Regions from separate parts of the Homo sapiens genome. Here all the other regions are linked to region 3. A link is a contact called in ENCODE Hi-C or POLR2A ChIA-PET data. All regions are on one chromosome and are shown on one strand. The core of a region is the stretch at or near the end of the contact, and the rest is flanking DNA. Distances in the headings are between cores, read along the strand shown.

Evidence for each region. Hi-C counts contacts between places; a loop is a spot of excess contacts on that map. ChIA-PET counts read pairs that join two places held with the same protein, here RNA polymerase II (POLR2A). Pooled maps may share reads with other maps.
Region 1: a map of A673 shows a loop between it and region 3 (2.9-fold over the local background). The contact joins the enhancer-like site here to the promoter of ERCC5 in region 3. A Hi-C loop is called at or near these places in 11 of 168 maps with a recorded cell type or tissue (A673, CD4-positive, alpha-beta T cell, CD8-positive, alpha-beta T cell and 7 more), 17 of 37 single-sample maps with no recorded cell type and 19 of 50 pooled maps. POLR2A ChIA-PET finds 5 or more read pairs at or near these places in 5 of 52 experiments (AG04450, CD8-positive, alpha-beta memory T cell, MCF 10A and 2 more).
Region 2: a map of CD8-positive, alpha-beta T cell shows a loop between it and region 3 (3-fold over the local background). The contact joins the enhancer-like site here to the promoter of ERCC5 in region 3. A Hi-C loop is called at or near these places in 5 of 168 maps with a recorded cell type or tissue (CD4-positive, alpha-beta T cell, CD8-positive, alpha-beta T cell, gastrocnemius medialis and 1 more), 19 of 37 single-sample maps with no recorded cell type and 17 of 50 pooled maps. POLR2A ChIA-PET finds 5 or more read pairs at or near these places in 2 of 52 experiments (CD4-positive, alpha-beta T cell and H1).

What each region holds. Positions count from the first base shown.
Region 1 is chr13:102,650,758-102,653,817 of GRCh38, reverse strand. TPP2 (tripeptidyl peptidase 2) reads right to left here. Exons shown (of 30, transcript NM_001330588.2): 24 at 2,421-2,459. Among named protein-coding and RNA genes, the nearest start is that of METTL21C, 43 kb to the left of the region's middle. Within about 2 kb of position 1,702, at least 4 of the 41 ENCODE cell types and tissues checked have a DNase peak (open chromatin) inside an H3K27ac peak, as active enhancers do; they include A673, where a contact is called at or near this core.
Region 2 is chr13:102,679,401-102,682,421 of GRCh38, reverse strand. It overlaps TPP2 (tripeptidyl peptidase 2), which reads right to left. Exons shown (of 30, transcript NM_001330588.2): 30 at 2,464-3,021. Among named protein-coding and RNA genes, the nearest start is that of METTL21C, 14 kb to the left of the region's middle. Within about 2 kb of position 1,446, at least 3 of the 41 ENCODE cell types and tissues checked have a DNase peak (open chromatin) inside an H3K27ac peak, as active enhancers do; they include CD8-positive, alpha-beta T cell, where a contact is called at or near this core.
Region 3 is chr13:102,844,172-102,847,607 of GRCh38, reverse strand. It overlaps ERCC5 (ERCC excision repair 5, endonuclease), which reads right to left and starts at 1,576. Exons shown (of 15, transcript NM_000123.4): 1 at 1,254-1,576. The coding sequence starts at 1,341. All of the region lies in intron 9 of BIVM-ERCC5 (BIVM-ERCC5 readthrough), which reads right to left. RefSeq lists a silencer at 788-837 and enhancers at 999-1,821, 1,188-1,977, 2,188-2,237, 1,822-2,646.

The DNA.
Region 1 (3,060 bases), core at 453-2,952, 190 kb after region 3:
TTTAGTTCTTAAAATTGTTAGTAACTGAATACTCAAAAATTTAAAAGCTTCACATAAACTATTTTTAAAATTTATATCATATTTGAATGCTATTTATGATCTGTTAAAAGTGACAATATTCAGGCTGGGTGCAGTGGCTCATGTCTGTAATTTCAGCATTTTGGGAGGCTGAGCCAGGAGGATCGTCCGAGGCCGGGAGTTTTAGACCACCTTGGGCAACATACGTAGTAAGACCTCTCTCTATAAAAAGTAAAAATTAGCCAGGCATAGTGGCACACGCCTGTAGTCCCAGCCACTCTAGGGAGGCTGAGGTGGGAGGATCACTTGAGCCCAGGAGCTGGAGGCAACAGTGAGCTACGATCATGCCACTGTACTCTAGCCTGGAGTGTAGAGTGAGACTGTCTCTTAAAAAAACATACAAACAAACAGAAAATATATTATTGCATTTTACAAGGAATTTTAAAAAGGGTGACATACCGTTTCAAATCAAGTCACTGAAACCCAGAGGAAAAAATCTATTAAGAATTATATACAAAATGCTATTTATCTTAATCAACCGGAAATTATACATGTATTTTTTTCTTTGTAATGTGACTATAAAACTGTAATACTAATTATTTCTAAAATAAGAGCTTTATTGTGTACTTGCATTGAAGACAGAAAGGAACGAGCAGAGATAACTCTAGCTGCCAAGTTCTTCAAATGAAGCTTTACTAATCACCAAGTAAATGCCTTCCTATTCATTCAGTGTTTTCCTAACTATACAACCTAATTCAAACAAAATCTACCCAAACTTGCAAAAGGTCAACAAAAATAAGAAGAAAAATAATTGGCTATGGCCTTCGTGATAAGTGCCTTCTATTTTTAATAGATTCCTAGAATACCTATTCCTTGTTCTCTAAAGCAGTAACTTGCAAACTATTTTTACAATGTCCCAAAGATATACACATTAATACATAAAATGAAATTACAATTTTATGAGTCTGATGAACTGACATTTCCTATTTTAAAAAAATGCTGTTTTTATCCCATTACGTGGCCCCCAAACGGTCAAGACACCCAGTTGAGAAATACTGATCTTTAGATCTTTCTCCAGAAAGATGATTCCTAGTATCTGTATTTTGTTTGGACAAATTATTTACTATTATGTAATAATATGGACATTTCAGAAGACATTTTAATAAAGGATAAGCTGTTATAGAATGGTGATTCCCCAGTTCCATATCACTACTAATTAACAAGTATACATTAGGACATTACTGATTTTCCCACTGTAATTCTTTCTGTTTAAAAAGAAATCATGAAAATGTTGAATGACGTAGCACGTCTTCACCAGAAAGCTTATTAAATATGTGGTCCCTTTTATATATATATATATATATATATATATATATATATATATATATATATATATATATATGTATGTATGTTTTGTTTTGAGACAGGGTCTCACTCTGTCACCCAGACTGGAGTGCAGTGGTGTGATCTCAGCTTACTGCAGCCTCCACCTCCCAGGCTCAAGCGATCTTTCCACCTCAGCCTCCAATAGAGTAGCTGGGACTATAAGTGTGTGCTACCACGCCTGGCTAATTTTTGCATTTTTTTGTAGAGACAGGGTTTCACCATGCTGCCCAGGCTGGTTTCAAACCGCTGAGCTCAAGGGATCTGCCCAACTTGCCCTCCCAAAGTGCCGGGATTACAGGCATGAGTCACTGCGCCTGGCCCTAAAATATATTTATAGCAGACATTTTCTTTTCTGAGTTAAATCTGGCCCCAGCAGTAAATCAAAGATTGCTTAATATGCTGCAGAGAGGCTGATCAGACCACTTAGTAGCGATGGGCTTAAAATCTGTGTTCTTAGCATAAGCTTTAATTGTCAGTGAACAGTCCTTATTTCTGTTCCTGCTACATCCATTGATCTTTATTGTTTCTCTTCTTTCAGAACCAGAATGGATACAAGAGCAGGGAATAAAGTTCGCTTTAAAAAGCTGCAACATTTTATTAATCAAATCACCCAATTTAAAAGTGCTTTTAGACTTTAAAAATAAGTGCTTTAGCTTATATGGCTAAAAAAAAAAAATTATCACATCCATCTCTCTATAAAATTGTAAATATGAAAAATTTCAAATATTGCTACTTGTTATCATATCTGTAGCAAGAAATGAATAGCATTAAAATTTTTGTATACACAGAGAAAATGAGTCATCCAGGAATTTATGGTGGGGAAAAAAAAAAAAACCTTTAGAAAAGCAGTATGTCAACAATGCTTCTAAGTACAGCTAAGAGCACTATACTTTAGAATGCAAAGAAAGGAAACTAAGGGAGACTTATTAAAAAAAAGGTTTATAATAGTGACAGAAAAAAGTTTAATATGCAAATAAGGCTTTAAGACATCTTTTTTAAGAACTGACAATCAGTACCTTTTTAAATTTTCCTTGTCGTTTTGCTGCAGACTGCCCCTGGGAGTTAGAACGACATTCTGTAAGAAAACATGCATAATCTACACAGGATGGAGACAGAACCTCTGTCTAATTGTCTTTCAGTTTATGTTCCACCTGTGTTACACCACTTAGAAGGCTCAGGTCTGTGATTAAGATGGCATGCTTTTAAAGAAAGCAACATTGCCACTTTCATTCCTTACATAAGAAAAAGTACTCAAATATGTTATTACTAAGAGTACATGTCAACTTCTTATTGAAAAATTTAGTAGATCAAAATCTATTGCTTATAAAAGCATTTCTTAAAATAGTAAATTTAGTTGATGGTCTAGTCTGATTAAAGGGTACCACAACAACCCCATTGCCTATGCATTCTTATAAAAAGCAACAAAGTTACTGTGAAAGTCAAAGTGAAGTGAAAGTTACCTTCCCAACTACCAAAAAACAAGAAAACGCTAAACCACTGAGAAAAGATTACATAAACAATGTGATGGAAGTTATAATGAACTCAACAGCTTTAAGTTACTGCTTTCTCCCAGGAAGGTCTCCCTTGATAAATAGCTACCATAGTTAACACCACATATTTATAATTTAATTTCACAATTGTCTCCTAAAACAATGT
Region 2 (3,021 bases), core at 197-2,696, 170 kb after region 3:
CCCAGATTGTGCTGATGGCTGCATTCCAGACATTAGACTGCACACTTGAAATGGTTAAACTTTATCATATGTTCAGTACACTTCAATAAAGCTGTTAAAAAACCCACGGTTTGTCCCAAATGTTATGCAAATTTTCTTTCAAATCCTCTATCTTTCAAATATACAATGTAGAGGAATCTATTAAGAAAATTACAGCAATGAAACTTGTTCCTTTAAATGTCTTCTTAAAAACTTTTCACATTTCCAGGGCAAAGGAATATGATCCTATGCTTATTTTGTAAATGAAGTGTCCTTTTAGAATGGCTGAATTGATTAGTCACCTTTTTCTTTACACTATTAGAGAAAATTTTAAATAAAGTAGACTAACTGTACATTTTAAATACGTGCAGTTTATTATATGGCAACTATAGCTCAATATTCTGCTAAGTAAGTATATTTCAACTCATGGAAAACCGTGGTTAATCTAAAACATTCCTTTCTCTGCTCCCATATTAATTTGAATCAAATCAGACAAATCATTCCTTTTGTAAATTCAGGTTGTATCTATACAAGATACGTAACCACAATACTATCACATCTAAAATATAATTTTATATTAAATAAGTAACATTATACGTTAAAATATGTAGTGTTCAAATTTCCAATTGTCTTGTAAGTGTCATGACATTTATTTTTAGTTTCAATCAGAACCCAATCAGGTCCAAATTTGATTAGTATGTCTCTTAAATCTGATCCTCCTTTCATCTTGGTTTTTTGTAGAATTTCATACTACTGCATTATGCAGACTGCACCATTAGAGTGTCCTTTAACTTGTTCCTCAATCCTCTGTTGTTTCTGTAAATTTCACATCTTAATGACTCAGGCTTGAAACCATCTAGCCCAAGCCCAGCTTAGATCTGCCAAATTCCAGGCAAGTTACACTTATTAGTGAAAATAAGTTAGACAGATGAGTTTTGAAGTAGCTTAACTTTTAAAATCACACATAAAATGAAATTACGAAATATATTTCCAGTTGCTTTGTATTCTATTTGCATTTTGGTAAGACCTGGCCGATTCTAGAGTGAATTTGGTTTACATGACTGGGTATGCAGGCAGCCCTAGCTGCACAGTGAAAACCTGACAGCTGGCACTGACACTGGAACTGTAGTTATACATGTTTGTCCCTCGAGAGAACTCAGCTTGAATTCATTACAAACTTGCCTGATGTTTGAAATCTTCTCACAAAAAAAGGGGTTTTAAATGAAACTAAAACAGTACATTTGCAGAACTGAGTGCAGAGGCATTCTGCAGCAAAGTGCTAGCAGGTACTGCACCATCACATCCTGACCTGGCTGTCTCAGGGTATCAGAAGGCAGGTAGAAATTCTGCTGATTGGGATGCCCAAAAACCCTTCATGTTAGAGCGTCACTTACATCCTCCTCTTCTGGTTTCCGGGATTTTACTTAGTCAGCTTCCCTTTTTCAGTTTACCACCCATGACTACTGATAAATTCTTCACCCCTTGGTTTGCTATGTTCAGACTGAGACTCTTGAAATTCAGTTTCTCACTTCTTTATTCCTCAAAAAATTCTCTCCATTCAAGGTTTCCTCCCCTTCCCCTTTAGGGGAGATAGCAAGAATCCCTATTATCTATCTCCCTATGAAGGCTTCTCTGACTTAGATCCTAAAGGGAAAGACAAAGACCCATGTATTCTGAATGCTGGGTTGCTGGGAGGACGGAGAACGAAACACAGTGGAGGCAAAGACTCAGTTAATTCAAATGAAATAATTTTTTTAGTTGGAATAGACACACTGATTCAACACCACGATTTTCTTAAGGAGATTCATGGGGGTCAAGTGATTTGACTTGTCAGTACTTGAGCCAGGATTAGACAGCAGAGACCCAGGCTGGGGCTTCCAGTCATCCAGTCCCTGCACATTTCATTAGAGCTGGGGGTGGAGGGAGAAAGGGTTTGAGATTTGTGGTGCCTAAGAAGAGAAGCAGGTGGGGCTCTTCTGCGGTAAAGAGAAGTTCTCCCAGAAAGCATGCTAACATGAGGAAGGAAAGAAATCCCATGAGATGGCAAAACTCCTCCCAGTAACAATTGAGAACTGCCTCTTATTATTGGAAAGGGGCCACAGAACCAGTATTGAGCACATACCCTGTACTGTCTCTAATGGTTCTTTAAAAAGTTATTTTTACCTAGTTTTTTCAATTGTTTTCAGTGGGTGTGCAAACATTGGCTACTGTGACCAGAAACAGGAAAACTGCTTGACTTTTTGAAGTACCATCCTACTGTTTGTATTATTTTTAATGTAATCACATAGAAACAGTAATGATTTTACTGAGAACATCTTCTAGAGCTTACTTGGGTCCACTTGTCACCACAGAAATGCAGAATGAACCAGACAGGAAACAGGAGCTAACATGGCAGCTTTGTATAACTGCCTCCAGTTACAGGAGTCACAAATGAATAGGCATGGCTCTGTTCCAATAAAACTTTATTTACAAAAACAGGCAGCAGTCCAGTTTGGGTTAAAGGGCCAAACGTTACTGATTCCTGCTGTAGGTAGTACTTACCTGAAATAGCAAAACCTGGGTTGTAAAGCAAGGTCTGTAATTAATTTCCAACAGTTGATCAGCCGTATAACCTTGGGAAGTCATCCTACCTTTACTGAGCTTCTCCATTCTCTTACTGGACTAAACCTATACAAATGGGGACCTGTATGTGTGTGCAGGTGAAAGTCCATGAGTGTGTGAGAGAGAACATGCATGTAGCTTTCATGGATAGACTTTGGACCCTAGCTAGCCCAGAAGGTGTGACCAATATGCTTATACATGTATTTATGTTTCTCATAAACGCTCTAACACTTCATGAGATACAGCAGAAACAGTTGGGAGTGACTAAGGATTACTGGTAGTAATTTTAAGCAGCAGTAAATCTTAAGAGAACAAGATAAAAAAATCATACATACACACAATTTGCCATTAGATAAGGGACTGTAAACTTTTCAATACTACTTTTGTCTGTTTATTTGGTGG
Region 3 (3,436 bases), core at 327-2,826:
TACAGATTTATTTAAAGATTATTCACTTGCAAAAAATGATAATCTCATTATGTTTTAAAACTTATCAATGTCGTTTTATTTATAAGTTTTGTACCTACTGAAGAATTAGGGCTCCACAGTCAGGGATTCCTTTGCTGAACGCCCACACACTCTTGCACTCCATTTCCCGTCCCCAATCCCCCCGCAATCATTTACAGGACTCTTTCCACAAGCCCACGAGCCCCTAGACTCATAGATCCCCATTTAGGAAATTGGTGTAAGGTATCACCAGATTCTGAGCCAGAATAGATACTCAAAAAAAAAAAAAAAATGACTACATAACAAAGAAAAAGATAAAAATTTCAAAAGCAGTATCACGTTTTGCTAATGAAAAAAGAATTTAATTCCAATGACAAACAAAACCAGCCAAACATGTACAGAAACAATAGTCCTTAAAAAGTCAATTTAAAAAATGGGTAAAACACCTGTCCACACTATCCTTCCTCTAAGAAACATAAATGGGGCAAGACTCAAGCAAAACTAATCGTCGAAGTCTACTCTGCTCTCCTTACTGACCTCCCGGACAGGATAATAACTTTAAGATTTACTGTATTAATCGCACTAAACTTCTCTCATGTAGGCAATTTCTTTATTCCTCATTCCAATCCTGTGTGTAGATACTATCACCACCTCTACTTTGCAGATGAGAGAACTAAGGCAGAGAGGAACATAAAGCACTGCCACAAAGTGACAAACCAGGATGCACAGGCCGCTAAGACTGCAAAGCTGGGGAAAGCAGACAGGGCGGCCCGCCTCATCACCCGATTCCGCAATCAACCTACCACGGATCAAAAATATTTGCGATGGAAAAAAATAAATAAATAAAACATACCAATAAAAACTACAAAAAATTTTAAAATACAGTATAACAACTATTTACAGATCACTTACATTGCATTCGGCATTACAAGTAAGCTAGAAACGATTTAAAAGATTACGGAAGTGGGTAGTTTATATGCAAATACCACGCCATTATATAAGGGAGTTGAAGGAACTTGAACATCGTGGTATACGGAGGAGGGGCTGGAACCAAAGCCCCGGGGATACCGAGGGACGACTGTACTTAGAAAACCTAGTGACAGAGATTCTATAGCGACCCCGACCCCGACCCAAGACCATCATCCTGCAGATGCCACTGTGCCCAAGGCAGAGCCCCGCGAGGAATCCAGCCCCGAATCCCTGCACCCCAAGTCCCAACGCGGCGTTAAGGATACCAACAGCCAGGATCTTCCCTTCCAGCGCTTCGGGGCTGACCTGCCGCCCGGAGCACTCCAGCAGCTTCCAGAGCCCCTGGACCCCCATGAGGCGGCTGCGTCCTAAGAGCGGACCCCGACAACTTCTACTCTAATTCTTCTACGACGGACTGCACCGCCGCCTAGGACCCCGGGAGGAAGCCCTCCCTGCTCCTACACAACAAAGATGGCAAATAATACAGAAGCCACGGTTTTCCAGTGGGGGACGGCACTAATGGGAGCGCATTAAAGCGGAGAGACTCTGGCTGCAACACGTCTCAGCAGCTGTCACCGCCTCCCGGAAGAAAGACAGGTCCAGAGAATGGCCGTTGGCGGGGAGGGGCAGGGCCTCGCCTCGCCCAGCGCTTAGGCCCAAACGTCTGCGCCGCTAATGGAAGACCGGGGTGCAAGGGCCACGCAGGCGACGGAAACAGCCAGAAGATGTCCCTGCGACACCTCCCGCCTTCGCTGGTGGGTCCGCAAACCCATGAAAAATGGGCCCGCTCGGTTTCCGTCTAATACGACGCGCAGGGCGGAAGCTCCGCCTCCGCACATGACGTATATTTTCTGCGCTTGCAGCACTCCGGAAGTGAGAAGTTTAGCGCCAGTGGTGATGCCTTGGTGGTTACTTGCTTCCGTCACGCTGGCATCCTGAAGGCGTTAAGCATTAAAACAATGTGCAAAAGCGCCTTCTTGGTGGAGTAACGGGCTTTTGTTTTTGTTTGAGACAGGGTCTCACGCTGTCGCCCATACTGGAGTCCAGTGGCGCATTCTTAGCTCACTGCAGCCTGGAACTCCTGCTGCCCGAGCTCAAGCAACTTTCCCATCTCAGCCTCTCAAGTAGCTGGGACCGCAGGTGCGCACCACTATGCTTGGCGAATTATTTTTGTAGAAATGAGGTCTCCCTGTGTTGCCCAGGCTGGGAACTATTTTCTACACGCTTTTTTAGTATCGGTTTCTACCTTTGCGCCGCCGTGTGTGAAGATACTTAACACAAAGTGTTGTTTTACACGTGAAGAGACAACCAAAAGGTGGATGCCTTCTTGGTTTTGTACTATTTATTTATATGCTAGCACGTAGTAACTAAAGAATAATAAAATTTAAAGCCTGTGAAAATGTTAGGGTCCCAAAATTACTAAGCAAAAGGGAAAAGTCAAGCTGGGAACTGCTCAGGGCAAAACCTGCCTCCCATTCTAGTCAGTCATCCTTCTGCTCACTGAGATAGATGCATATTCTGATTGTCTCCTTTGGAAAGGCTTATCAGAAACTCGTATGCAGCCTTTTGTCTCTCATCTACCTGTGACCTAGAAGCCCTTCCTGCTTCCGAGTTGTCCCCACCTTTCTGGAAGGAACCAGTGTACTTACATATGTTGATTGATGTCTCCTGTCTCCCTAAAATGTATAAAACCAATCTGTGCCCCAACCACCTTGGGCACATGTCATCTGGACTTCCTGGGGCTGTGTCACAGCTGCGCGTCCTTAACGTTGGCAAAATAAACTTTCTAAATTAACTGAGACCTGTCCCAAATTTTGGGGGTTCACAAGCCTTAATCCTTGACATATAGTTTAGTTTTCTTCAGCATCTAAAAGTTATAATGCCGCGGCTTGTAGATCAGAAAGGACTAGAAATCAATTAACAGAGTAACCCCAGAAAAGGCCACAGCTCTGGAACCCTCAGGCCAAGATTCAAATCCCCGCATCGTGCCTCACTATGGTGTTTAGCATCCCTGAAGTCACAGTTGTTCAGAATTTGTGTCTCCATCAGTAATCAGGGCATAAAACCAACCTTGCAGACTTCAGTAAGTATTCAAGGTGTTACATGCAACGCACTTAGCACTAGTAACTATAAAGGATAGTATTAGCATCCATATTTGTTCAAATTGGAACGAAATTTAAACTCAGTGAAAAGGCTGACTTAAGGGAGCAGGCAATTTTTTAAAGACTTCTTTATAACAGAAGTATACGGGAAATTGATTTTTTTTATTTTTTTATTTTTTATTTTTTTGACAGGGTCTCACTCTGTCGCCCAGGCTAGAGTGCAGTAGTGCAGTCTCAGCTTACTGCAACTTCCACCTCTCAGGCTCAAGTGATGCTCTTGCCTCAGCCTCCCGAGTAGTTGAGATTACAGGCCCCCACCACCACGCCCTGATTTTTTTTTTTTTGAG